Regions from separate parts of the Homo sapiens genome. Here all the other regions are linked to region 3. A link is an interaction called in ENCODE POLR2A ChIA-PET data of the cell type or tissue named here. Cell type or tissue: PC-9. All regions are shown on one strand. Links, peaks and the distances in the headings refer to the core of each region. The heading gives the core; the rest is flanking DNA.

The links. ChIA-PET counts read pairs that join two places held together with the same protein. Peaks named below come from ENCODE experiments on the same cell type or tissue, not always from the same donor. Only the 100,000 strongest peaks of a DNase experiment are listed, where the experiment ranks them.
Region 1: POLR2A ChIA-PET joins it to region 3 with 7 read pairs; 3 of 35 experiments call an interaction of 5 or more read pairs at or near these places.
Region 2: POLR2A ChIA-PET joins it to region 3 with 11 read pairs; 1 of 35 experiments calls an interaction of 5 or more read pairs at or near these places.

Annotation. Positions count from the first base shown.
Region 1 is chr11:27,207,489-27,218,199 of GRCh38, reverse strand. BBOX1-AS1 (BBOX1 antisense RNA 1) reads left to right here. Exons shown (of 4, transcript NR_125768.1): 2 at 720-883. Among named protein-coding and RNA genes, the nearest start is that of BBOX1-AS1, 5.9 kb to the left of the region's middle. RefSeq lists an enhancer at 1,857-2,362. In PC-9, for the core only: a CTCF peak has its summit at 6,648 (motif pointing right); DNase peaks (open chromatin) are centred at 4,669 and 8,439; H3K4me3 peaks cover 740 bases; H3K27ac peaks cover 2,994 bases.
Region 2 is chr11:26,616,678-26,627,388 of GRCh38, reverse strand. It overlaps ANO3 (anoctamin 3), which reads right to left. Exons shown (of 27, transcript NM_031418.4): 18 at 2,891-2,927. Among named protein-coding and RNA genes, the nearest start is that of MUC15, 50 kb to the right of the region's middle. In PC-9, for the core only: no CTCF peak of the experiment used is centred there; DNase peaks (open chromatin) are centred at 4,158, 6,048 and 6,618; H3K27ac peaks cover 1,064 bases.
Region 3 is chr11:27,453,290-27,461,289 of GRCh38, reverse strand. All of the region lies in intron 1 of LGR4 (leucine rich repeat containing G protein-coupled receptor 4), which reads left to right. Among named protein-coding and RNA genes, the nearest start is that of LGR4-AS1, 14 kb to the left of the region's middle. In PC-9, for the core only: no CTCF peak of the experiment used is centred there; DNase peaks (open chromatin) are centred at 4,879 and 7,413; H3K27ac peaks cover 2,724 bases.

The DNA.
Region 1 (10,711 bases), core at 1,295-9,294, 240 kb after region 3:
CTTGGGGAGTGATGATTAAATAAATAAGGGGACCCCTCCCCCAATCTTGTTAGTTTACTTCACAGATAGGACTTTCCACTAATGCTGCCCAGAAAGCCCACAGAAAGGACTGTGGGCAGTGGCTGCTGTGGCTGTGCATGGCAGCTGGGGACTCCTTATCCTGACCCATTTAAGTCACACTATGATTGATGATCAGAATGGAAGAAAAACAACTGCAGATGGATAGTCAGTGGGGCAACCAAAAACCAACACAGCCTATTCCTGGTGTCTGCCCTTGCCTGACGTTGAGGGGGCACTTGAAGTAGTACAGTGATTAAAAGCATGGGTTATGGAGTCAGAAAAATCTGGGTTCAAACCCCAAGAGCAGCACTTAATGATTGGGAGACTTTGAGTAGCTTTGTATCATTCTTCTGAGCCTTAGATCCTTGAGGGTGGTGGGGATAATAATACCTTCCTCTTAGTGTTGTTCTGAGGATTAAATGAGATAATACAGGGGCAAGTACTTACAGCAGAGCCTGGCAAATAAGCAGTGCTCCATCATTTGCAGCTCCATCACAGCTATTTGTTGGCTGTGATGATTTTGCGATTATGTGAAATACTCAGCACAGTATCTGGCACAGAGGAAATAATAAATGGTAGCTGTTTCATAGGATTATGGAATGTCAGGGTTGGAAGGAATCTTGTCGAAGCCAAATTACTTTTATCTTCTCCTTTTACAGATGAAGATCCTGAATACCAAAGAGGGCCGCTGACAGGTCTAGGAGTACACTTCTAGCACCTAGCAGAGAGAGGCTTCACTACATCATGCTTCCTGACATCTCTCCCTTTGAAGAGCAGTCAGACTCCTGCTTTGCTCTTCAGACTTAATTTGGGGGTTTAACAGGTGAGGTTGCTGGGGGAACTCTTTTACAACATCTCTCTGAAAGAATCCGGGCTGCCAGTTTCATTTGGTTTGGGTGTCAGTAGCATGATGGAAAGACAAAAAAACACAACTTGACATCTGCAGAAATGGGTTCAAATTTTACCTGCAACTCACCAATTCTGTGGCCTTGGTTCAGCAATTAAACTCCCTAAAATTCAGTTTTTTCTTTGTAAAATGGGGTTATGAACAGTACCTACTTCAAAATGTGTTTGTGAAGATTAAAAAAGTTAACATAAAGAGTTTAGAAGAGTGTCTGGCATATTGTGCTCAATAAGTGTTTATTTATTTATTGCTGAATAAACCAGTAATTTAATTAGTATTAATAATTAGTTATTACTAATTAAACTAGTATAATGTAGTAATAAATTATTACTAAAGATCAGGTTGCAAAGACTTAGTGCTTAGGAACTCATTTCCTGCCTCCAGCCAATTTTGTGCCTCAGTGACAGTGTTGGTGGCCTTGGTCACAAGACAAGGGGGAGGCAGAGCTGCCTGCAGGTAGAGGGTTAACACAGGAGCTACCAGAATCCACGGGACAGCAGGGGATTGGTTTGGAATCCTGGTGTGGATTTGGGGTACAGATCCGGAAGCCTGGACTTTCTCTGTGGCTGATGGCCTTGAGAGACACATGTTACATCATTCTTGTTATTTATTTTTTTGTCACTGGAGCAAAGCAGAGGCTTTTCTTGGTTCAATCAGGAGTCATGAGCAAGGACAAGTAGAGAAGCTGAGCAGCTGTCGGGAGAATTCAGGCTGGAGTGGGCTCAGTGCCCAGGCCTTGCAGCCTGAGCTAGGGAGGAACACGTTGAAATGTGACATCTGCTGCCCAAGCTCCCCCTGACGCCCACCCCCTTCCTTGTCCAGCTGCTCAGGAGAAGGGAGGAAGCTAGCATTTTCCCATTGCCATTGTGTACCTGACAAGTTCATTAATCTTAGCTTATCTTATCCTCATGACCTCTCAAGCTGGTTATCATTTCTTTTTTATGGAAAAGGAAAAGGAAGAGGAAGAGGAGATTCAGAAGTGCCCAAGGGCACACATGGGGGCAGAGCCAGCATGCAAGCCCAGAGTCTTGGACTCTAAAACCCATGTTCCTTTCACGGCACTTGATAGTTCTTGTGGACCCAGCCAAGATATCACTGGCAGCATCTGGTTTATCATGAATCTGTGCAGTGTATGGCCAGAGGAGACAGAAATAAACCTAGAGGCAGGTGGCTCCTGGCATTAATGGCCTGAAGAAAAGAGAAGCCCAGGCCCAAGACTCCTTCCTAGTTTGCATATCCTTCCCTCCCCCGCTACCTCCCCACTTCACCTTCCTGCCCCTAATGCCCTGGACCAATCCTTGACCTGGAGAGGGCAGCTTGTCCTGGTGCCAGCCCAGCATGCTCAGGCCTAACAACAATAGCTGGAAGGGCCTCTTGGAGCAAGTACTTCCTGAAGTGCCCAGAACAGCCACTGTCCTTGCGGCTCAGGAACAATCACAGCTCACGCCAGCTTCCGTGCTCCATTTCAGAGCCTCCAGCACTCTCAGTGGAGCCCCTGGGCCTGCTGTTGCAGGTTCCAAGCTTCAGGAGAGACAGGTAGACAAGGAGTCCAGGAGGCTACCCCTCAGACTGCTCAAATGCCTGTGGTTTAGGAGGACCTCAAGTTTTTTGTTTTTTTTTTTTTCTTAAAGTAAAGTTGGAAGAAAAATCTGGATAGTCGTTGTCCTTTACCCTTCCTGTAAACCAGTGGCCTCCTCCTTCATCTTTGTTCTTCTGTCATCTTTCTTTGGGCTTTGAAAACAAAGAGGGAGAAAAAGAAAACCACAAGTAAAAATTTAATTCTGGAATAACATTATACGCTTGACTCTTCATTCAGCAACACTGAATGAGGCCTGCTATGTGTAACCACTTTGGGGTACAAAAAAACTATTCAAATTTATTCACTTATTTATAAATGTATCTGGTCATTTCACAGTAATGATAGAGCCCCCGCCAAGCTGCAGGCATTGTAGATATAGAAATGCCTGGGTAGCTTGGACCCTGTCCTGTGCAGCTTCAAGTCAAGGGTGGGAGGTGGACAGAGAACCTGTAGTTGAAATACCCAGTTTATGTGCTGAGTGCTGGGAAGGGGAAGCACAGGGTGATGGGGTAGCACACACAGAAGGGGCAGCTGACCCTGACCAAGAATCCTGGAGGATGGATAGGAGGGAGCCCAAGGGAAAGTGAGGTTAGGTGGAGTAGGCGAATGCATAGGAAGAGACATTGACATTTGAGAAGGCTGGAGGTGAAAAACAATGCATATTTTGCATTAAATATAAAGGAGGTTCATGTGGCTGGATTGCGAAAGGAACAATAATCTCTAGTTGTTAGGAGTCCAAGCTCTGGATCCAGTCGGCCTGGGTTAGAATCTTTGTTGGGCCGCTTATTACTGTGTGTCCTTGGTGAAGCTATTAATGCTTCTGCAACTCAGTTCTCTTATCTGAAAAATGGAGAGGATGAAAATAATAGTACCTACTTCATAGGTTGCGGCAAAAATGAAAATGAGCAAATATGCATGAAGTACTAGAACCATAGCTGGCATGCAGTAAGTAAGGGCTTTAGAAGCGTCACCTATGATTAGGTGAGGAGTAGGGGACAGGAGGCTTGGACAAGCAAGGAAGTTAGTTCCATACACCTGTAATGCCTGTGGGCCAGGCATTAGCAAACCAAGCAGAATCAGAAAGACCCAGCTGCTGACTGCAGGGAACTTGCAGTATTGACTTGTTAAAAACTTGGACCTTGGAATCAGAGAGACCTGCCTTCCAACCTGTCTCATCTGTGTAGTCATAGGCAGATTATTTGCTGTCTTTGAGCCTTCTTTTCATCGGTAAAATGGGCATAATGATAGTATATTCTTTATAGAGTTGGGGTGAGGATTGGTGAGACCATATGTGTGTGTGTGTGTGTGTGTGTGTGTAGTCTCTCTGTATATAAAAACACATATAATGTGAATATATATATGTGTATATATAAAATAGTGCTAGCAAAATAGTAGCTATTATGCCAATCAGGGTAGGAGATGACAGGGAAATAACCATAATACAGGGAGAATATTTTATAATAATCAGGATGGTGACGCCCTTAGACACGGTGGCTACAGGCTCTCAGTGGTTTCCCATAGCTCTAAAATAAAGATGTACTTAGCTCACTGGCTTCATCTATCTTCATTTTCTCTGCTCTCTCTACTTCATCTACCCCGCTTTGTACTACACTGCCTAGACGTTCCTGCTCCCCAGACCTACAGATTCCAGGTGAAACATCATTCACTAGCAGAAGCTTTTCTTGAACCCCAGATGGGGTCAAGTTTATGTCCCCCACTAGATACTCTCACAGTATCCTTTATTTTGATTAGTGTCTGTTGTCCATCTAGACTATAAGCTTCATAAAGTCAGGGGTCATATCTTTTTTACTTATTATTGTCTCTCCATCAATTATTATGGTCCCCATATTAAGAAACCAATAAATATTTACTAAATACGTAAACACAAATGCAGCCAAGATCGAACTTTTATAAAGGGAGAAGCTGGAACCTGCTCCACTTCCACTCAGAGAACACAATTTTCCAGGGCCCTCTGCAGATTCCAAGACCCCATTTCTTTGCCTGAACAGCAGTGTAACTGATATGTCACACTGTAATGAACCAGAGGGCTGATTAAGAGCTTATGTAAATGTTGGGACTTTTGGCAGCATTCATTTCCCTCTGATTTTGGCATGACTCAAAGCATGGGAATTTTTCAAAAGAGAGAGCTTTCAGAAAATACCCACACCCAACGGTGGAAACCTTAGAAGAACACAGTGCAGAGGAACGTTCCTCAGCGAGGGATTAAGGGACTCTCAGCAGGTTTTCAAAGGCATATGGAGACAAGATGTCAGTGTGAGCTTGTTTCTCTGACAGAATCTGAAACGCTTTTAACCAGCAAGTTACCAAGAGGCTTTTAAGTGAAGAGGCTAATGTTGTAGGTTTATAAATAAATGGATGTTTGTGGTGACTTCTTTGTGGTTCATGTGACAGGGAGAACATCAGGGAGGGGAGATTATGTCTTGTATTAACAGGTAAATTGCTTTTTCTGCCTCTTGGTTAAGTGAGCAGGAGGACAGAGTGCCCTGGGTAAGGAATTGGGAGACCCCCCTTTTCTTTTCAACTGATCCTGGCTTTCCCTGTGATAAGCAGTGTGACCATGGACAAGATATTAACCGTCCTCTGCCTCAGTTTCCTCATCTGCCCAATGAAATTTATAATGCCTTGTCAAATTTTTATAAAATTAACTTGTAATACTGGTAGCTAAAACTTACTGAGCACTTAATATATGTCAGCCCCATATGAACTCGGTCAATCTTCACAACCACCCGTGAGATAGGTTACTACTATTGCCCCTACTTTACAGAAGAGAAAACTGAGGCACAGACACTCTAAATACCTTGTCCAATGTCACAAAGCTGGTAAGTAGTGGCACTGGGATTTGAACCTAGGCTACCTGGCTCTGGAACCAGATTTAATGACTGTGCTCTATGCTACTGCCTTTCTAAGTAGAGAGGGCCTTCTTAAAGGCCTTAAGAAGAATAAAGCCCGCTGGCTGGTTGGCTGGGCAGGATCTCAACAGAAAGTCTGCAGAGGAAAGGAGAAGACAGAGTGTCTACCAAGGGGAGATGTTATGGGTAATCATCTCTAGAAGGGGAGTTTTACCTTTTTATGGCTAGTATGGGAGAATGAGAGTTCTTAGACCTTGGGCTTGGAGACAGATATGGGCTTGAATCCATGTTTGGTCACTTAATATGTAACTTTTGGGGTAAATTACTAATCTGATCTGAGTTTCACAGCTCACCTTAAAGACAGAGCTATCAAGGTTACAGGATGTTGTGTGGATTATGTGAGAACATGTCAGGCATATGGTGCTCAACGAGTTTCTCCCTTCCCCTTTTTAACATGGTCCCCCCAAAATGAATTTATCTGGTGTCAATCACACTTTGAAACTGGTTTGGGATATGTTTATTCTCTGGGCTGCATTTTACATTGATAGTGTTTTTTCGGGTCAGGGTAATTGATAGGTTTTTGGGGTTCACTCCCACACTCACATTTGCCTACCAATGGGCAATTTTCTTGTCCTTTGGTGTGAGGCACATAGCCATTTCAGAGGAGGTTTTAGCCTTGTTGAGGATAAGGTCTCAGCCCCATCCCAGTGATGAACTGGAAATGGACAGGAAACATAAGGACACTGGATTCCATACACTTTTCCTGGGTACCATTTCTGTGCTGGACCCAGGGGTGTTGGTTGTTCAACCAGGAAGCCAGCTGGCTAGTTGGCTGTGGTCTCAGCTGAGAGGAACTTGAAGACATGACGAGAACTTCCTATCAAGGAAGTGGGGAGCCAGGAGAGTCAGCAGACAAACCCATGCCAGAGTCTATGAGGGCTGCTTGGACTCATACTCCAGAGAGTCCAGAGGCAAAGTCCAGTAAGGTCGGGAGAGATGGGGATTACACATAAAATCTTAAAAGCTGGATTGCATCTGGAAAAGGCCACAGTGCAAGTTCTGGATACGTCCAGGTAAATAGGTACAATCTGGATTTAAGGAAAAGAGCGTACATTGTGTGTGCGAGTGCCAGGTGATTTCAAATTAGGTGTCATATTAGGCATTGAAAGATAGCCAGATAAATCCTAGCATTCCCTGGCAACACCACAAGGGGGCAGACATTCAGGTGGGAGGGTTATGTTATAACAGGAAGAAACATTGATTTTGGTTCTTAGTCCCTTCTTAGCTCGTAATAATAGCAGTTGCATGTATTGAACACTTACTATGGGTCACAGACTGTGAGCATGCAATCTCCTTTAATCTCCGCAGCAAACGTATAATATTAAGACCTATTTTTCCATCTTTTTTTTTTCTTTCTTTGAGACAAGGTCTCACTCTGTTGAACAGGCTGAATGCAGTAGTGCGATCATAGCTCACTATAGCCTCGAACTCCTAGGCTCAAGTGATCCTCTTGCCTCAGCCTCCTCAGTATCTGGGACTACAGGAACATGCCAACACATCTGACTAACTTTTAGTTTTTTCAGTAGAGATGAGGTTTCACTACGTTACCTGTGCTGATCTGAAACTCCTGGGCTTAAGTGATCCCCTGCCTGGGCTTCCCAAAGTGTTGGGATTATAGGTTTGAGCCACTGTGGCCAGCCAGATTCTCTTTTATTGGACAGGAAACTATAAGCCTTGGTCCATATCCACAAGGTATTGATGTTGCCGTGACCACAGAATGATAGAATATCAGAAACATCCCTCTGATCAGTCCTGTCCTCATCTTCTCTACCAAGTCTAGGCCAAGTCTGGGGGCCTGAAGGCCAGTTTTGGGATTTGCTCCGTTGTAGAAGGCTGTAGAAGGTGGCCCATCTACTCACTCACTCGCTATATGTTAGTTGAGGTGCCCACTATGTGTCAGAGAATGTTCTTGACATAGGTGACGAGATAGACCCTGCTCTTACAGACCTTGCAGTCACAGGAGTGACCAAATTACCAGTGTGATAAACTCTTTTGTTAAGGAAGGTAGCAGGTGTTATAGGGACTCATAAACGGAGCACCACTTAAATAAATAAGAGGAGACTTCCTGAAAGAAGTAACAACTAAACTACATACACGGAGTCAAGCTCTGCATGAAAGGTGCCATCAAGGCTTAACATTCAAAGGGCATGGTCATATTCACTGTATACACTGGCATGGAGCAGAAATTTAAAACAAAAATGAAAAAGTATAATTAAAAACCTAGGCTTAAAATTAAAAAAAAAAATATATATATATATAAAAAACAGAACCCTTGTCTGCCATCTCTCTCACCCTCAGCACTGTGCAAACCCATCTGGGTACTGTTCAGTTCTTTGAATGCTGCTTGACACGGACAAACAAGAGGGCATTAAAAGGGGAGGTCACAGCTGGGCGCGGTGGCTCATGCCTGTAATCCCAGCACTTTGGGAGGCCAAGGCGTGTGGATCACATGAGGTCAGGAGTTCGAGACCAGCCTGACCAACATGGCAAAACCCTGTCTCTACTAAAAATACAAAAATTAGCCGGGCCTGGTGGTGGGTGCTTTTAATCCCAGCTACTTGGGAGGCTGAGGCAGGAGAATCACTTGAACCTGGGAGGTAGAGGTTGCAGTGAGCTGAGATCACGCCACTGCATTCCAGCCTGGTCGACAAGAGCAAAACTCAATCTCATTAAAAAAAAAAAAAAAAAGGAGTTCACCAAGAAGTGGAGAGATTTGAAGCATTATAATGCAAGAAATTGGTTGCATTTTGAAGGGTACACAGTGAGGTAGAGGCATAGCAAGGGGAAGCCTCACTTCTTGTCTGGGCTACAGTAGCCCTCCATCTTCCTCCTCTTTACACACACTCCAGATGAAATACCCTATATGATGACTCAGAGTCATTAATAACATGACCACTTGTGCAGCCCAAAGATTAGACAGCCAAAGCCAAGAGTCTGTTGTGTTGAAGTGGCTCTGGGTGGGAAGCATTCTCCCCAGAGACTGGGGCAGGGTATGACTTGCCAGGGGAGGGTTTGCAGAATGTTTAGACTGTGACTCATGAAGGTCTTAGATGAATAAATAGCTCTCTTTCTGCTGTGACTGTTGACAGGGCTGGTGACAGCTTACCTTTGCAGTTGCCAAGGAGAATCTCACTCTGATTTTTGACAAGTTCAATTTTCCTAACCAGCTGGGGTCTCCAGAATGGCCACCATGAATAAAGGCCTGGCCAAATATAAAGGGCAATGAAGCAATAGGTAATATTTGGAGGTATGAAATCTGAAGTGCAAACATCTCCTCCCAGCCAAGGAAGAGTCATCATTGGGAAGGGAAGATTAAAGGAAGAAAGTTTTCTGCTTTCTGGATTGGGAAAACAATATCTTGCATCTTTGTGTGGCTAGTTGGCCATTTTATTAATAGTCTTAGAGCTTCATAATCCTGGTGAGAAGAAAGATAGTCCTCTTTCTGGAAACATCTATATAATTTAAAATCTATTTGGCTATAAGTAATAAAACCCTGACGGATAGTGGCCCACACCATATCACTTTGATTATCTCACATAATAGGAAGTCTGGAGATAAGTAGTCTAAAGTGAGAACAGCAGTTCCACAGTATTATTGAGTTGACGGGCACTTTTTCATCTCTATATTTATGTAGGTCATTGATTCTTCTGCCTGTTTCTCATGGTTTCAAGATGGCTGCCGTGTCTCCAGATATTACAACAGTATTCAAAAGTAGACAGGTGACAAGGAGTGGGAGTGTGGAGTGGCAAAAGATCCTTTTCTTGGAATGACTATGTCATTTTATCAGTGAGGAAACAAAAGTATCCCAGAAGCCCTCCCAGCTGATTCACTCTTATACCTAAATGACCACAATATTATTGACCAGAACTGGGTCCCATGACTGCCCTTAGATGCAAGGGAGCCTGGAAAAGTGAGTGTCTGGCAAATGTTAATGAAATAGTCATGACTGACTTAGGTCAATCACGATTTAACCCCCACCAACCCAGGGCTGGCACTTTTCTGTCTTGAATAAAGCTAATGTTTTGTTGGTAAGGAAGAAGGTTGTTGGGGATGGGGCCTGTTTCTACCGCATGCCTTTGGAAAGCTAGTCCAACATTATAGTATGATAATACATCATTAGTACAAAATAAAAAACTAGAAATAGAGGTGTGAATTTGCAGGATTTTCAAGGCATGAAGGTCTTTGAGAGTGTGATGGACCCCAAAGACTGTCAGTATGTGCTAATAGAAGATTGCAGAGAAAAATAACAAGTCACTTAACACACCCATTGTCGTACTCACCCTTTAAGGCCCAAGCCAACTTTGCCTGCTTGTGAATCTTCCCATCCCTTGCAGGTAGAGCTAGCCCGTCCCTCCTCCTTGCTCCCATTGCACTTTTCACATACCTTGATTATACGAATCACCAGCTTGAATTCAGAATCAACAGGTATTTATTGTGTTCCTATTCTGTCCTGGCCCCATGCTTGGTATCTCTCTATGTCAGTTTAGAGTAGACCTTCCATGGCTTCCCCTTGTAATGAGGTAATGGACATTCAGGGATAGTAAACTCAAGTGAATTTTAAACTTAGCTCGTAAGGCCCTTTGTAGCCACTCTGGTTTACTTCTCTTATCTCAACTATCCTGACCACCATCTCTTTAAAACCTGTGTTTCATCCATTCTCTTGACTCATGGAAGCTATCCATTTCTTCTCTCCCTGCTATTCCTTCTACAAAAAAACAATATTCTTTTCTTCTATGCTTGGTCAGTTTTCACTTATCTTTCACACCTTATTTTAGATGTCATTTCCTGGAAATGAGCTAGGTAGGACTGAGCTAGGTAGCCTTTGTCTGTGATCTGTCTTGCCATCTTAGTCTGCTTGCATTGCTATCAAAGAATAACCAAGGCTGGGTAATTTATAAAGAAAAGAGGTTTATTTGGCTTATGGTTCTGCAGGCTGTACAAGAAGCATGGTACCAGCATCTGCTTCTGGTGAGAGCTTCAGGGAGCTTCCAATCATGGAGGAAAGGGAAGGGAAGATGGCTGTGCAGAGATCACATGGTGAGAAAGGAAGCAAGAGAGAGAGGTGAGAGGTGCCAGGGTCTTTTTTAGAAACCAGCTCTTGTGGGAATGAATAAAGCAAGATCTCATTTATTACCATGAGGAGTGGACCAAGCCATTGAGAGGGATCTGTTCCCATGACCCAAACACTTCCCATTAGACCCCACCTCCAACACTGGGGATCACATTTCAGCATGAGGT
Region 2 (10,711 bases), core at 1,467-9,466, 840 kb after region 3:
TTAACAGTGAGGAAATGAAGACCCAAAAGTAAAGAAGAAGGACAAGCAGAGGGAGGAGAATGAGGGGGAAGAGGAGGAGAAGGAGGGGAGAAGAAGAAGAGAGAACAGGGAGAGGAAAAAGCTTAATGATAGTTATACAGTCATGATGCGGCAATCCAAATGTTCATTGCTATATCCAACTCCAAAGCCTGGTGTCTTCCCCTTTCAAAACATTGTTTCTCCAATGTTAGCTCCAGAGCACAGACTCTATCTCCTTGTATATATATATATATAAAAGAATTTAAGAAACCGAGAGAATAAAATAATTATTACTGCACAACTATGATAATGTAGTAAGTTATGGTGCAAAGATTTCAACTCAGGCATTCTCACTCTAGAGCTGATATTCTTAACAATTACATTATATTGCCTACTTAAGACACTGCATCTGTGAAGCTGGAACTGGATGACATAGAAAAAGGACATTCAGAGAACAGGAAATAATTCTAGAAAATGTGAAGCATGAGTCAATATAAAACATTCAGGAGAATACTTGGAAGATAAGGTTGAGGTTCTCTTGAAGAAATCCCAACAAAAATCATAGAAAAGGAAGAAAGAAAAAAAAAACTATTGAATATGATAAGAAACATCCGAATGTAAAGAGTTCCAGAAAGATTTTTTAAAGGAGTAAATTATTGAACAAAGAATATACAAAAATCTCCTGGAAGCGAAGTTTCTGAGTTTTCAGATTATGGCAGCAGTGGAGGTTTGTCACTAGGATTTCCCCTCAGTAAGAACTTGCTGTTCAGCTGCAAGGAGTACAGTCAGCCTCCAGCTGTTTCCAGCCTCATCCTATACCTCAGCTTTCATGCCAAGGTCTTGCTCTTCCCAGGCAACAACCAACCAGTGACTCAGAATGACAGGGGTACTAGGTCTTGGCCAATTATACTCAATTATACCCAATGTTAGAGTCCTCTAAATCTTTACTTGAAATATTTGTTCTAGAGCTCTCCATTGGATTGGTTAAAACCATCAGATCTGCATTGTTGTCTGAGGCTCTCCTTATCCAGTCCTGCTCCTTTCCTCAGGAGTTTTCCTCTAAGAAATCTCTTGCATTACTAACTCCATCTCAGTGTCTGCTTCCCACAGGACACAATGGATATCAATATTGATGGGATGCACTAAGTATCCAGCATAATAAATGATAAAAGGTTTTCACCAAAGTACATCATTGTGAAATCTCAAAATGAGAAAAGATTCAAAATTATTCTAGAGTATAAACAAATAACAAAAATCAAAACAGGTCCTGTGCAAAGGACTGGGAATCAGAATGGTAGCAGAGCTCTCAGTAACAATGCTGGAATCCAGAAGAAAATGAAACTCCTTCAAAATTCAAAGGGGCAGTATTTCTAACATAGGGTTTCATACCTAGGAACATGGATATCAAGTTTGAGGCTAGAATAGAGACATTTTCAGATCTACAAAGTTTTAAGAAACTTACTTACAAGTAGCAAAATAAGGAACTGAGCCAAGAAGGAATAAGACATAGGATTTAGTAAGTAGTATCCAAATTCTAGAAAAATATAAAAGGAATTCCCAGAGTGTTTATGAAAGTAAGTCTAGATGCAGTTGGCTACAGGCCTAGAAAATAACCCATCTAGTTTGGAGGAGACAGCTTGAGAGGGTAACTCTAAGAAGAAAATCAAGTTTGTATAATACTTGATGTGTCTGAATATATTCAGAGAAAATTTAGAGTCTTGGCAAAACCTTTGGGATAAATTAAGAAAAGTATGTAAAAAAATAAGCAAAAAAGTGGCCATTATTAGCTTAAAAAATACAGAAGTGGTATAAAAAGTATACACAATTATAGAATATACCATGCCGTAGGTATGAAAATAGTTATAGAGACATAATGATGTGAAGACTAACGATTAATTTGGCTAAAAATGCTGATATATCCACCTTGGAAGGAGGAGAAATAACTGTGTTTATCAGATAATGAAAGATGGAGTGTCGGGGGACAGGGCACTGCAGGGAACATTAAGAGCTAAGTCTTAATAATTCATACTTGTATAATGGGAAGGCAATAGCTATCAAAAGATAAAATCCAATAATGGCAATAGAACGATATCACGTGGAAACATGGTGGGAAATAACAAAATAAACAGATAAAAATGTTAAAAGTAGCCGGACACAGTGGCTCACGCCTGTAATCCCAGCATTTTGGGAGGCCGAGGCGGGCAGATCACGAGGTCAGGAAATTGAGTCCATCCTGGCTAACACGGTGAAACCCCGTCTCTACTAAAAATACAAAAAATGAGCCGGACGTGGTGGCAGGCGCCTGTAGTCCCCAACTACTCGGGAGGCTGAGGCCGGAGAATGGCGTGAACCTGCGAGGTGCAGCTTGCAGTGAGCCGAGATCGCGTCACCACCGCACTCCACTCTGGGCGACTGAGCAAGGCTCCATCTCAGAAAAAAAAAAAAAAAAGTTAAAAAGTAGTTCCTTTGGTATAGAAAATAGGAATGGGTGATGTGGTAAAGTACTGGTTTTCATTGTAAATCTCTTAATATTGTTTTGGCTTTTAAAAAGTGTACATGTAGTATAACACTTTGATAAAAAATAAATATTGAGGAAAAACCCAAAGAACTGAAAAGTTGGAGAAGCAAGCACTCCTAAGTAGGAAGAACTAGGTGTGCTGATTTCTAGTAAAAATATTTTGTAACTACATGCATTGTCTCTCTATTGTTATTCAATATAGACCAACTTCCTATACTACCCCTCTCCTTTTTAATTGGTAAATACTTAAATAATTGCAGTTATTAAAATGCTACATTATATAAAGTAACTACAGACTGAAATGCCCATATGTTATTTTCTGACTAAGGAGTGAAGTAAGAAAAATGGACTTACCTAAATTGGTGAGGAGGTAAGCAATTTTTTCATAAGCCTGTAATAAAAGAGAATACATAGTGAACATTATTCCTCTCTTTTGGAAAAGGCTGGTATTTACACTATTTGAAGAAACATCTATAATGTATGTTATACAGTGGTTACATTTTACTTTAAATAGAAACATTTATTGAAACTTAGTATGTAAGGCTTTATATATACATACATGAATGAAATTGATATAATATATGTGAATGTAAATGTGTGTACACGTATATGTGTGTGTAGATACACTTGTAATCTGTAATAACGAGTCTTTTCTGGTAGCTATCTTCATTTTCATTTTGTAAATCAAGAAATGAGAAAAAGTCCCTAAAAGTCATTCAGCTAATCAATGGCTGAGCTGAGATTTGAGCTCAAAATTACAGTTTTTTGGCCGGGCGCGGTGGCTCACGCCTGTAATCCCAGCACTTTGGGAGGCCTAGGCGGGCGGATCACGAAGTCAGGAGATCGAGACCATCCTGGCTAACAGGGTGAAACCCCGTCTCTACTAAAAATACAAAAAATTAGCCGGGCACGTTGGCGGGCGCCTGTAGTCCCAGCTACTCGGGAGGCTGAGGCAGGAGAATGACGTGAAACCGGGAGGCAGAACTTCCAGTGAGCAGAGATCGTGCCACTGCACTCCAGCCTGGGCGAGAGTGAGACTCCGTCTCAAAAATAAAAAATAAATAAAAATAAAAATAAATAAAAATTAAAAATTAAAAAAATTGTGTTTTTTTTTACAACACTGGAAGGCAAAGTGAAAGTTTGAATTCTGCCCTACTGATAAAGAAATTTCTAAACTATGATAAAAGACCGTATATATTTGTATTTGTAAAAAACAAAATTGTTTTTGTGGTTATTTAAAACAGATGCATAAGTCAAATCTGTTGAATCTGTAAGTCACAATTGATTTTTCTGATAATACTTTTCCTCTTCTGCCATCTTTTCCCCTCTCCTATATACTCTGACCAATATTTACATAGACTCAAGAAAAGGGCATACATTTCACAATATTCCAAGTAAATATAGTTGGGAAAGTATTCGCTATAGACAGAAGTACTTGTGGGTATATGTATGTGCATATGAATATTACCTCATAACCACATAATTCAATAAAAAATTGTTTAGATTATCATTTCCAATAACCTTCCCTGTTGGCACGAAAAATTAAAAGGTATGCATCTGGACATATTAAAAGTTGTTCCCCTTCTCTGACAGTTCTTTCAGCAAAATGATTGTGATGACTCATCTTAGCTGTGATTCAAATCTGCCCCTTCCTAAGAGTTAAAGTGTTATCTGGAGACAGAAAGATTACACTGAGTACAGTACTCTCATTCTCTTCCTAGTGCAGGTTTTTGGTCTTTGTTTTAGCTATACACAAACTATAATTTTCAAATTTTAGGATAAGATTACTGTGAATTCATGAACACCAGGTGATTCCTACTGTAACAGGTTCTTTTTCATGTCTTATTTATTAAGTGAGATAATCATAGCAGGGTCTCCAAGGAGTACAATAGGATAGATTCAATTGCCCAAAAAATAGTACTTGAGCACCCACTATGCCTCTAGCACTGAGTTGAGTGCCTTTGTGGGGATTGAAAGTTAGTTCTAGTTCAATAATTGCCATTTGGCTTGTGCCAAACAGTGCTTTACGTATATTATTATTCCTTAACAACAATTTTGTTAAGTAGGTATAATGATTCCCATTTTACAGAAGAAGAAACTAAGTTGTGGAATGTCAGGCACCTTAGTAGTGAGACAACACGACTGAGCAAGTAGCAAAGTCAGGATTGACTATCATGGCTGTCTAGCACCACATACATCGTGCCTTGTCACATAAACCATTTCATTTTTAACTATTTATTTATTTTCGAGACAAAGTCTCACTCTAACACCCAGGCTGGAGTGCAATGGCATGATCACAACTCACTGCATCCTAAACTTCCTTGGCTCAGGTAATCCTCCCACCTCAGCTTCCCAAGTAGCTATAACTACAGGTACACACCACTATGATGCCTGGCTCATTTTCTTTTCTTTTTTTTTTTTTCAGAGATGGCTTTTGGGCATGTTGCCCAGTCTGGTCTCCAATTCCTCATCCGCCCCAGCCTCCCAAAGTGCTAGGATTACAGACATGAGCCACCACGCCCAGCCCTATTCAAATTTTTGTCTTAATATCTAGCACATAGAGCCACTCTGCAAACTTAGGATGGCAATATCTGCAACTGATGCATTAGGGGGGTTACAATAACACTGGGAAAAAAGTTATAAATTACAAAAGATGCCATAATGCTGTTGCAAGACTTTCTGGGGTATTTGCAAACCTGCATCATCCAAGGCCCAAATGCTATGGCTGACTGGCAACATCACTGATGAGCTACAAAATCAGTTCAAGCAGAATGAATTGTTAAATCTCAAACTACAGACTACAAAAATAAATAATGATTTAAATATATCCAACTGTATGGTGTCTGGCAGCAATCACTTTGGCAGTACATACAAGCTGTGAGTGTGTACATTTGTGTGTGATTGTGTAAAGTGGAATGAGTACGTGCTTGTTGGGGAAGAGGATAAAGGGCGTCAGGGATAACTATTCCGGGCCCTACCTGATACACACACGTGATAACATGTTGGAGAACCTATACTTTAAAAAATCAGCCACTGATGCATTTAGTAAGCTGAAATTCTCTTATTCATATATATTAATTAATATATTCATTATAAATTTCTAGTGCATCAGTTAGTGTTTTAGAAACCAAACATACCTGAATCAAAAAGACATAATCTCTACTTTCATAGAACTCAAATTTCAGTGGGTAGAGATAAATGGCAAATAAATACATAATTGGTCAGGAGGTGAAAAGTGCTCTGAGGGAAAATAAAGCAGGCAGAGCGGATAGAGAGTTTTGGTAGACACAGAGAGTACTATTTTATAGAGTATTCTGAAAAGCCTCTTAAAAGCCTGAATAAAGTATTCAGAGGGTAGCATCTGAGCAGAGAAGTGCATGCAATGAGGGAGGGAGCCAAGCAGAAATCTCAGCTAAGTACCTTTAAGACACAGAAATGGGAATGCCAATGCTCTGAGTCTGGCACAGACTTGATGTATTTCATGAAGGGCAGGGAAGTTAGAGAGAAAGGAGTGGCAGCAATAAGACAGTGAAGTAGTAAGAGATGAGTCACTGAGATCTCACAGGGAAACACTTTTTCAGTGCACAGTAGGCCATGGTAAGCATTTTGGAATTCATTCTCAGCTAAGACTTCATCATCTTCCCAGTAATGCCTTGTTTGGGGTGTTATGCAAAAACCAGTTAGGGAGAAAAAGAACAGCAAAGGCAGGAAAAGGACATGGTTATTGTGAGGGGGCATATTAGGCAGTTCTACATGGGTTTTAGAACTTTTTATCTTTTAGTCATAGCCCCACAATACAGCCTTCACTGTGAAAATAAACTCCAAGCTTTTGCAGAATTGAAAAGAGCCTTCCCTTTTCCAGTAATCTACTTGTCTGAATTTCTAGAAACTATGGACATAGACATGAACAAACTAAACAAATACATTTATTAAAAAGCCAATCCTCTTATGAGATGAGTCATTTGACATTACCTCTTTTCTTGGTTAAGATGCCTGGTCCAACCCTTTGATCCACCCTATTCCATAATAGCTTATTTGCACTGTAATTGGTAACCAGTGGTAACCAGGTATTAAGGAAAGTTAGGTGTACTTTGAGGCCTTCAGTGATCAGGCCCATGAAAGAAGTATAGGGATGTATGCTCTGGACTCTAGAGATGGGAATGGATCAACAAGGGAGAAAAGTCCAGAACCTACATGGAGTACTTACATTAGCCAAATGTAGATAGGACTTTTTCTTTTTTTGTTAGAGTGCTCCGTGCATGATACATGGATTTTAAAATCAGAGGAGGAAACCCAAAAGGAGTTCATTCTTTAATTTAAAAATTTTTAATTGGAATTAAAGTTTTAATTTTAGTTTAATTTAATTTTAATAAATTTAATTTAATATTTATAAAATTTGATTTTAATAACATTTTAATTTTTGATTAAAATTTCACCATGCTGAAATGATTTAATTAGCCTAATTCCAGGTTTTTCAAACTCTAAGAGTACTTCTGTTCTGATGTTTCTATATATTTCTTAAAAGTTACCCTTTAATCATGAGACCAGGCAGCTGTCATGCTGCTGTAATATGACAAAATTAGTTAAAGTTGGATTGTCAAGCAACAAGAATATACATTTTTGGAATAATTTTGCATATTTAATTTTCATTAAAATATTTTTAGGAACATTTCCTGATACAATAGTACCATGCCACTTTTGGCACCTTCGAGCAGCATATCCTTTTCTGAGGGTAGCAAAATAAAGAAGAAAAATGGTAGGCCTAGGAAAGAGCAATTCTCGGTTTCAAATTCTGTCTTTGTAGTTGTTTAGCTATATGCCTGATAAAGGGATGTTAAAAATAATACATTGATGTTTTAATTATTGTCAAATAAAATTATTTGTAATTTAATTTTGGAAGATGTGATTTCTGATCCTGACTGTGCATCAAAATTACCTTAGCTCTCTTAATGATTTTCTAATGCTATTTGAGGGGCTGGCTGGATAAGAATTACTAGAGAGTATTTTTGAATGATTTGTTTTAAATATAGATTTCTTAGCCCAACAAAGGAGATTCTGAACAGGACTCAAGAATCTGTAGTTTTTTGGCCGGGCGCAGTGGCTCACGCCTGTAATCCCAGCACTTTGGGAGGCCAAAGTGGGCGGATCTCTTGAGGTCAGGAGTTTGAGACCAGCCAGGCCAACATGGTGAAACCCTATCTCTACTAAAAATACAAAAATTAGCCAGGTGTGGTGATGTGCCCCCAATTACTTGGGAGGCTGAGGTAATGAGAATAGCTTGAATATGGGAGGCAGAGGTTGCTGTGAGCTGAGATCCTGCCACTGCACTCCAGCCTGGGTGACACAGTGAGACTCCATCTCAAAAAATAAAAAAAAATAAATAATAAAAAAAGAATCTTTAGTTTTTCAAAAGTGTTCCAGGTGATTTGATGAATAGTAAAAATAGGAAATACTATTTTAAATTACTTTCATGACCTGTAAGATGGACTTGTAACCAAATTTTGATTGTATTAGCCCATATTTTTCTCCCCAGTTAAATATTTATTTAGGAATGCCATGATCCACCTGTTCTGTTTTGAAATGTTTAGAAAATGTATAGTCTTTGGTTATAAGTGTAAATTAAAATAAGTGCTGCAAACTTGAAATATGTTAAAAATACAATTCCAATAACAAAAAATAATTTTGAGCACATACAGTAAGATGCTAAGATATTTGGTGAATAAAATATTTCAAATTTATTTAAATATTTGGACATACAAAAATGAGGAAGCTACAGCCCCTGTTCATAAGGAGCTTATACTCTGATAATGGGAGAAATGACATATCCTAAGCACTGTAACAGAAGAATATTCACAAAATGGATTGCTTAATTCTTCAGAAGAATCTGATTGGAGGAATAATTGACATGTCCAAACAAACTGTGAGAAGAATAAGCACAAAATTCAATTCTAAATACAATATTGAAAAAAATGCTTTATGGAGGAAGTGATCCTTAACTGTAATTTTCAAAGATAAAGAGATATTCACCAAGGAGACAAATTAAGAATGGCATTCCAGACACAGGAAGCACTGTGGAGAAAGAGACAGGGGTATAAAAGAGCAAAGTTCCCTGGGGGACAAGCAAAAGTGGTTCTGTAGGTTGGAGTGCAGGGTGATTTGGAAAGAGGGGCAGCAAGAGACAATTTTAGCCAAGAAGAGAATGGAAAAGTGGTTTTAAGCAATGAGGGCCTCACAGGCCAGGCTAAAGAATTTAGAATTTATACCCAATAAATACAATAGAAACCCATTAAACAGCCTCAAGCACATGACAAGCACGTTTACTATTTAAAAAGATCCTTCCAATAGTCCTGTGAAAGGGATATAGGAAGAGTTTAGATTAGAGACAGGAAGACCAACCAGCAGGAAGCCTGCTGCAACAGTCCAAGCTAAAAATGACAACTAGTTGAACTAAGGAAGGAGAAGCAAGGATGGTGAGCAAAAAATGGATAATAAAAATGTTACAGAAGCAAAATTCACAACAGTTAGTCACGATACTGTGAAGGAGATAAAAGAAATAAGTAAGAACTAGTTTAAGGTTTCTGGCTATGTACAGAAACAGAATTACGTTAAAAGTTCCTAACCAAAAAAAAAAGGTCTGACTGATTTAAACTATTTTTCTATGCCTATATTTTATAATCCCATGTACATGGATTATATTTGAAAAGCAATTTTGATCAATAGAATATTAATCTAAGTCCCTCATTTGGAGAAAATGATGGTACAGGGATCCTGCAGTCAATCTATTAACAACAAAAAAGCATATATTTTATTAGCTGCATATTTAGTTTTGGTCTGAAAATAGCATAACAAAAGGTAGCATTTGATTTTCTAAATAAATACTTTTGATGGTATAATATTTAACATTAATGGTTTTAATCTAGCCCTACTTGATTAAATCCATAGGTTAATCCTGTATATTCAGGTGATCAGAGGGCTATTTAGTAATCTGTGATGTGCTTTAACATCCTGAATAGAAAGAGAATGCATAAATTCAGAAGAGCATTGTTATTTTATACTAATTAAATCTGAGGAATATAACCATCTTCTTACATTGTTTGAGTTGGCTGTATTATAGTTCACTTCCTTTGCACTCAATTCATTTTATAATCTTCTCCTGAGTTAGTTGCAAAAGCAAAGGAGAAGTATTTATGGTCTACTCCACTTCCAAAAATCCCTGAATCTTTATGCCAAATTGACCAATAAGTAGAAATAGATATTTAGAAAAACAGGAGGTAGCTTCTGGTTTCTCCCAGGAACTATGATTGTTTTATAGCACTAAGAAGATACATGGGTTCTAGTATTCAATTAAGTGGAGCTGGTGGGATGCTGAGGCTCTCAAAAGATTCTTCTATAATTCCAATAATCCTCTCTTCACTTGCCTTCTGAAGTCTTATTTCTACAACTAGAGATTCACTCCACTGAGTTCAGCCTTTGTTTTCTGTAAAATGCAAGTGCTTTGGAATAAATAATACATTAAGCCTCATTAAACACATAAACTTAAGAGCAAGTTGTACTGGAACCTTATAAGAGAAAGAGAAAGCCATAGGTATGAGAATCAACTGTGATTTTATGGAAGGTGTGGTAACTGAGGAAGAGGGTAGGAGGTGGAGAAGAGTGACAGTTTAAGAGATTGGACTTTAAGAAGCAACTGGAATAATATAAAACTGGAGTCTGGTACAACAGTGACAATTTCAGCCAAATCTTGATTTCTGCAATATTAGTGATAATATAAAGAATATTTTGGGCCGGGCACGGTGGCTCACGCCTGTAATCCCAGCACTTTGGAAGGCTGAGGCAGGTGGATCATGAGGTCAGGAGGTCGAAACCAGCCTGGCCAGCATGGTGAAACCCCGTCTCTACTAAAAATACAAAAATTAGCTGGGCATGATGGCGTGCGCCTGTAGTCCCAGCTACTCAGGAGGCTGAGGCAGGAGAATCACTTGAACCCAGGAGGCAGAGGTTGTGGTGAGCTAAGATCTTGCCACTGCACTCCATCCTGGGCAACAGAGAGAGACTCCATCTCAAAAAAATAAAAATAATAAAAAAGAACAATTTTGTAAGAAAATGTTTGAGGGTAAACCTCCCATTCTGTTCAAATTCAGGTTCTATTATGAGCTTGGTCTGACAAGTTTTCAG
Region 3 (8,000 bases), core at 1-8,000:
CTCAAGCAATCCTCCTGCCTCAGCCTCTGAAAGTGCTGGGATTACAGGTGTGAGCCACGGTGCTCCTATGTTTTTTTTTACATTTGAGATTAATGCTTGGTTTTGTAGCTAAAGAAAAGCTTATTATCTTAAAAGTAAATTTAGAACTAAAATCCTTTCTTTAAAGTATTACATATTTTAAAAAGTTTATATGACATTCTTAAGCACGGTTAAATCTTTCTCAGAAACTAAAAACTTCTCTGAGTTTTGATTCAGACCTGATTTAAACATGAATTACAAAGACAGAATAGTAGCTAACGTATGCAGTAGCCCTCACAACCTATTTAGATTGGCTGAGTGTTTCAAATACAGTTGTGCGTTTTCTACCCTGGGTCTCCTTCTTTAAAAAAAAAAAAAAGTTTGAGATGTTTTTCCCATTACCATCTTGACATCTGCCTGGTTACACATGAATAGCTTGACCCAGTCCCTCAGCAGGGAGACTACCATGGCCTTGCTTTCAATAGCCATGTCACTGACAAAGAAAACATATGGAATATTTCATTCCTACCCTTCACACACAGAGTCTGGGGCTGTGAGGGCATGCAGCAGAACGCTTCATTCTTCATGGTAGGTTGGCAAATCTGTGCACAAACCACAGGCTCTGCTGTTAGTAATCAAACTGTGTTTTCCAGAGCCTCATTACATTCTGTAGAAAGAAAATCCCTTGTTTTGGATAAATCAATTTCTAATATCAGTTTGAATTAACTTAGGATGGCTGGCTTCCATGATGGGTTTTCCACCTAATCATGTATTTCACCAAAGGACATTTGTGTATGCGTGAGCACAGGGGATTTGGGTATTGCTCTGCCAGATTTGATATGTGGTGTGTGTTGGGATCACAGATGCTTGAATTCCCAGTAGGATAGGCCTTGAAAACTGCCTGCCTTTATGTTTATCTTCTTGTCAGCCCACAGAAAGAGATCAATTGATCATTGTCCTGCTAGCCAAACACTGCTGCAATGACCTTTAAAGGTTTCCGTTGCATATAGTATTAGCCTTCTTCTTGGGAGCTCGGTTTCAGGTCAGCTAGCATTGAGGGCTTTGGTCTGTGGCATCTGAAGCTATAGTATTGAGGCTCATCAGCAGGTGTGACAGGAGATGGTCAAGAACATGAAATAGAAGGGTAAGTTAATTCCTTTCTCAGCTCTTATTCTTTTTTTTGAGACGGAGTCTTGTTCAGTTGCCCAGGCTTAAGCATAGTGGTGCCATCTCGGCTCACTGTAGCCTCCGCTTCCCGGTTCAAGTGATTCTCATGCTTCAGCCTCCCGAGTAGCTGGGACCACAGGCACATGTCATCACACTTGGCTGATTTTTGTATTTTTAGTAGAGATGGGGTTTCACTATGTTGGCCCCGCTGGTCTCGAACTCCTGACCTCAGGTGATCCACCTGCCTTGGCCTCTCAAAGTACTGGGATTACAGGAATGAGCCATTGCACCCAGACTCTCAGTGCTTATTCTGTGTTAAAAGAATTTGCTAGCCAGGTGCTGTGGCTCATGCCTGTAATTGCAGCACTTTGGGAGGCCGAGGTGGGTGGATCATGAGGTCAGGAGTTCGAGACCAGCCTGGCCAAGATGGTGAAACCCCGTCTCTACTGAAAATACAAAAATTAGGCAGGTGCAGTGGTGGGCACCTGTAATCCCAGCTATTTGGGAGGATGAGGCAGGAGAATCACTTGAACCCAGGAGGTGGAGGTTGCAGTGAACCGAGATCGCACCACTGCACTCTAGCCTGGGTGACGGAGCAAGACTCTGTCTCAAAAAAAAAAAAAAGAATTTGCCCTTCACACCATCCTGGCTGAGGTGGCATTCCAGAATTCCAGAAGGAGGAAAAACCCCCCGCTGTGACATCCAAGGATAAGAAGATTTATGACGTTGGCAGAGGAAGTAATGACATCCATTTCATCAGGGTCCTTCCCAACCCTCAAGTTACTCGAGCCTGAGTTTCTAGTTTCATTGTTTTTCAGACATGTAGACTGGTTTTGACAGACAGAAGTTGATGATTTATCTAAAAGGAAGCAAGCTCCTGTTGATTATTTTATCTCAGATATAGCCACATATTTAAATTTATATAGACATCTCTTCTAGAAGTTATTTCTGATGGTTCTTGGTATCATTACTGAACATAAGCTGAATAACAACATGCTAAAAGAAATTATTGCCTTTCACATTTTCTCATAAAACTGATTCCTTTTGTAGTTCTTGATTATAATAGATTTCCTTTAAATTTATTGGCTCATTTAAGGTTAAATTTTTAAAAGTTTCTGTTTTATGGTTCTTCATAAATGAATCTATTTGTGGTTCCCTTTTTATTTATTGCCTCCATATTTTTATCCTAAAATAAATGGTTTAATCTTAGATGTTCCATCTTCCTTACTTTGACTGCTTCCCTGACTTTCAAAACTGTGAATTCAAGGCCCGGCATGGTAACTCATGCCTGTAGTCCCAGCACTTTGGGAGGCCAAGGTGGGCGGATCACCTGAGGTCAGGAGTTCGAGACCAGCCTGGCCAACATGGTGAAACCCCGTCTCTACTAAAAATACAAAAATTAGCTGGGCATGGTGGTGGGTGGCTGTAATCCTAGCTACTCGGGAGGCTGAGAGAGTAGAATTGCTTGAACCCGGGAGGCAAAGGTTGTAGTAAGCTGAGATCGTGCCATTGCATTCCAGCCTGGGTGAAAAGAGCGAAATTCCATCTCAAAAAAAAAAATACTTAAAAAAATTAAGAAAACAAAAAAACTATGAATTTATAGAGAAAACTCCCCCAAGCTCCTCAATTTTAAAAGTCATCCTTTTTAATGTTCAGTTCTATGAGTTTCACAATGTATACAGTCATGTGACCACCATCACTGTGAAGATATAGAGCATTTCTTCACTTGATGAATTTCCATGCCTCTCTGTAGTTATCTCCTCTCTTCACCTCCAACCTCTGACAACTGCTGAACTATTTTCTACCTTGGTTTCCTCACTTTATGTAGTTTTGCCTTTATTAGGATGCCATATAAATGTAATAAAACAATGTAACCTTTTGCGTCTGGCCTATTTTTCTCACCATACTGCATTTGAGATTCTAACATGTTGCGTATATTAATATGTAATACTCACTTTCTTTTCTTTTTCTTTTTGAGATGGGGACTTGCTTTGTTGCCCAAGCCGGACCACAGTGGCATGATCACAGTTCACTGCAGCCTCTAACTCCTGGGCTCAAGCAGTCCTCCTACCTTAGCCCTCCAAATAGATGGGACTACAGGCATGTGCCACCATGCCTGGCTAATTTTTTTTTTAATTTTTGCAGAGATGGGGTCTTGCTGTGTTTCCCAGGCTAGTCTTGAACTTCTGGCCTCAAATGATCCTCCTGCCCTGGCTCCCAAAGTGCTGGGGTTACAGGTGTGAGCCACTGTGCCTGGCCAGTACTCATTTTCATTGCTAAGGAGTGTTCCATTGTGTACGTATACTATAATTTGTTTCTCCATTCACCAGTCAAGGGACATTTGCCCTATTTCTAGCTTTTTGGCTATTATAAATAAAGCCACCATAAATATTCACACAGAGTTTTTGTATGAACATAGGTATTTATTTCACTTGCATAAATACCTAGAGTGAGATCCTGGGTCATATGGTAAATGTATGTTTATAAGAAAATGTTGGTCTCAATTTTAATGTCTTAGACTGTGGTGAGGTTTGTTATCACCAATTACTTATAGTCACAATATATTGTTAGCATGGTATGTAGTATTAGCAAAAGCTGTTAAAAACTGATTTTGTTTAAATGTCTGCTTTCTTTAAGTTCTTTAAACTCCTCTATGCTGAGAATGTCTGCTTTTAAAAGAGAAGAATTCTTAGCTCCCTTTATGATACCTAGCAGTTGCTGTAATCCCCGCCAGAGACTCCTGTAGAAATTACCCTAATGTGAAGCATTTTGCTTACAGTGAAAAAAGTTTGAATTATTAATGTATTCATATTTGGAATGTCTGATTTTTTTAAAAAATGGATATTTAGTGAAGAATTGCTGGGCCTACCTATACATTATGCATTTTACATGTGCTAACTAGAATTTCCACAGTAACCATCTTGGTCCATGGCAGGATTCCCATTTTATCACTGAGCAAACTGGGATTTAAAAGGATTAGGTAACTTGTTCAAATATCCCACAGTTAGTGGGTGGTAGTTTGTGAAGCTCAGGTGTTCCATATTTAAGTTTGCTCATCCCTGTAGTTTGCTTAGATATTTGACAATTTATCAGAAGAGGAACAGGTGAAATGAGAAACAAAATGGTGAGAAGCTACAGGTTATTACAGGAAAAAAAAATCAGAACAGAAAAAAATGTGTACCCAAAAAGCACACATACATCTATATGTCTGCATACACTGGGAGACTATGACTTGATTTAGAGTCAAAAATCTACACAATAGATTCAAAATCTGTTGTGTAAAATGAAGTTGTCTGTTATTCATAGCAGAACTTTTAAAAAGTATCTCTAACTTGGTCTTTTTGCTTTTTATACATACTTGTTTAAAAGCTTTCACATCATTTCCCATGTTAATAGTGTTTTTTTGTGTGTGTCTGGAAAGTATCAGTCATATGCTTTTTGACTGGCTTTTTCTTTCTTCCGTGGACTTCACTTACATGGTATATGAGGATCAGATCTGTTAGCAGACTCACTTTTCTGTTTCTAAAGGAGCAAATTTCTGAATGTGCTCCTTTAAACCAAAACTTTGCAGTAGATTAAAAAGCAAAATGTGCAGTATGATGGTTTCCATATAGCTGCCCCCTTTCACTCACTGGAATTTCCTGCCTCTCCTGTTGAAGATGTTTTTATAGGGAAGTCAGCATAAAAGTGAATCACCCATGAGCCTTTTTCTCCCCCAAGGCATTTCATTTAGTCAACTTGGTATTAATTTAGTTGGTACTCTTTAGTTGACTCGAACACTGTGTGTTGATGGTGTGAGCTGATGTTTATTAAGCTGTTAATGTTTTACAGACTTGATGGGTTCCCATTTGGATCTGTGTGCTCTTTCCTTTAGCAGCAGGGCTATTATTCATGATTGAATCTGTGGCCACAGTTTTAATTTTGAATGTACTGGTGATAGCCAGCCTCATGCTAAACAGTCATTTGCTTGGTGATTCTAAAGGTTGTCTTCTTCCCCTGGAAGCATTTTGCTTTCTCATTTCACTTATGTTGCATTCTTAGTCATGAAGAGCTCTCTGGTCTGTCCTGCCATTCAGATAATATCATCACCATCCTCTTGTTATTAACTTAGATGCTCATAATAATGTTATTGAATGCCAGGCACTAAATGAAGTGCGTAACACGTGTTATCTATTTAATCCTCCCAATAGGCCTCCAAAGCAATGCTATTATTCTCCCCATTTTAGAGATGGAGAAACCATGGCAAGTGAGGACTTATTACCACTAGTAATGAGAGGTTTTGCAGGTAGGGTGTTGGATCTTGCTTTTATAGACTAGGGTTATTTGGTTGAGTGGGCTGTATAACAGTATCTTTCAGTGCTCTTCCTAAATGTAGGCGTTCATCCATTGTACATGTCTTAGGTATCGGAAACTTCTCATTATGTAGATGGGGAATTAATTCTGGAGAGGTTTTGTTTTGTTCTGTGCTTGAAGTGTTCTCAGCTCCTTAGAATGTAGATTTGGAAAGGATCTTAAAGGTCATCTAATGCAGTGGATCTAAAACTCTTGTTTATTATGGCCCACCCATCAAAAAGGCTATGTCGTTCCATGGGGAAAGCAAAAAGTCAGTTTCTCCCAATGGTGTATATTATATTAACCTGTTTATAGACATGGTAGTTATTATTTGTTAAACTTTTCAGTCACATAAATCATAACACCAAATTCTTGTTGTTGTTTTTTTTTAGACTTTTCCTCCCTTCTTTGTGTACTTCTCTATTAAGAGCTGGCAGTTGATCTGGCTCAAATTCCCCATTTAATGGGGGAGAAATCCAGTTACATTTAGTTGTATGACTTGACCAGAATCATTTATAGTGCTCCAGGGTATGTTAAAAATGAAACACCCCATCTGTACAAAAAATAAATTAGCCTGGCGTGGTGGCACACACTTGTAGTCTCAGCTACTCAGAAGGCTGAGACAGGAGGATCACTTAGAGACCAGGAATTTGAGGCTGCAGGGAACTATGATGGTGCCACTGCACTCCAGCATGGGTGACAAAGTGAGACCTGGAAAAAAGAAAGAAAGACAGACAGAGAAGGCAAGTGGAAGAGCATTATCAGAAGAGATGGTCCTTTCTTTGACTGTGTTAATCTTTAACATTTAATTTAATATTAACATTTAGTAAGACTTTTGACTTGTGTTGCTGTGGCTTGTGTCTGTTGGATGACAAGATAAAATTTCCTGTGCTTCTTCCTTGTCTTCCCAGTTTTCCATGGGCTCAGTACTTTGTTGAAATTGTAGGAGATAATTTGTGGAGGTGAATAAAAATGTTTAATGCAAATAATTTTGCTTTTTTTTTTTTTTTTGAGACAGAGTCTTGCTCTGTCTTCCAGGCTAGAGAGCAGGTGGCATGATCTCGGCTCACTGCAACCACCACCGCCCTGGTTCAAGCAATTCCCCTGCCTCAGCCCCTGATGTAGCTGGGATTACAGGTGCATGCCACCACATCTGGCTAAGTTTTAGTATTTTTAGTAGAGACAGGGTTTCACCATCTTGGCCAGACTGGTCTCGAACTCCTGACCTCAGGCAATCTATCTGCCTTGGCCTCCCAAAGTGCTGGGATTACAGGCATGAGCCACTGTGCCCGGCCAATAATTTTATTTATTCAAACTATTCTTTGAGAGCTACAAATATTTGTATAATGGTTCATGGAATTGTCAACCCAAAAGTATCTGTGACAGATCTCAATCAATTTAGAAAGTTTATTTTGCCAAGGCTAAGGACTTGCCTGTGACACAGCCACAGACAGTCTTGAAGACGTGGTTGGAGTACAGCTTACTTTTATACTTTTTAGGGAGACATAATATATCAATCAATACCTGTGAGATGACATGGGTTTGATCTGGAAAGGAGGGACAAGTTGAAGCCAGGGAGCTTCCAGGTTATAGGTAGATTTAAAAATTTTCGGATTGGCAATTGGCTGAAAGAGTTTAGTTTTTATCTAAAAGCCTGGAATAAATAGAAAGGAATGTCCGAGTTCCAATGATAAGGGATTGTGGAGACCAAAGTTTTATCATGCAGATGAAGCCTCCAGGTAGCAGGCTTCAAAGAGAATAGATTGTATTATAAATGTTTCTTATAAGTCTTCAGGTCTGTGTTGATGCTAATGCTGGTTGGCTCTTACTAAATTCCAAAAGGGTGTAGGATATAATGAGGCATGTCCAACTTCCCCTTCCCATCATGGTCTGAACTAGTTTTTCAGGTTAACTTTGGAATGCCTTTGGCCAAGAGGAGGGTTCCATTCAGAAGGCTGGGGCCCTTAGAATTTTATTTTTGGTTTACAGAATCAGTACTCTTTCAACTTTAAAATAATAATTACTTACTGAGATAATAAGTCAGAACTTTAAAAATTAATTTGTTCAACATTTGTTTATTAAGTGTCTGATGTGTTAGGGACTGTTTTTGGTGCTGGGGACACAGAATTGAACAGTATCTGATGCCATCCTTGCATTCCTATAACTTACCTGGCAGGGGGGTGGGGGATTAGTGGTAGACAGTAAATAAGCACAATGAATATAAAAGGTCAGGTAATGTTACATACCATCAAGGAAAATAAAGCAAGATGAAGGTGGTTTGCTGTTAAAGTAGGGTAGCCAGGGAAGGCTGGAATGAAATTTAGATATTAAGATAATTAGTCAATATCTATAGGAATATGAATCCATCTTAAGCAATGGCAAAACAAAATTTAAAAAGTTCCTCTTGGCCGGGCGTGGTGGCTCACGCCTGTAATCCCAGCACTTTGGGAGGCCGAGGTGGGCACATCATGAGGTTGGGAGTT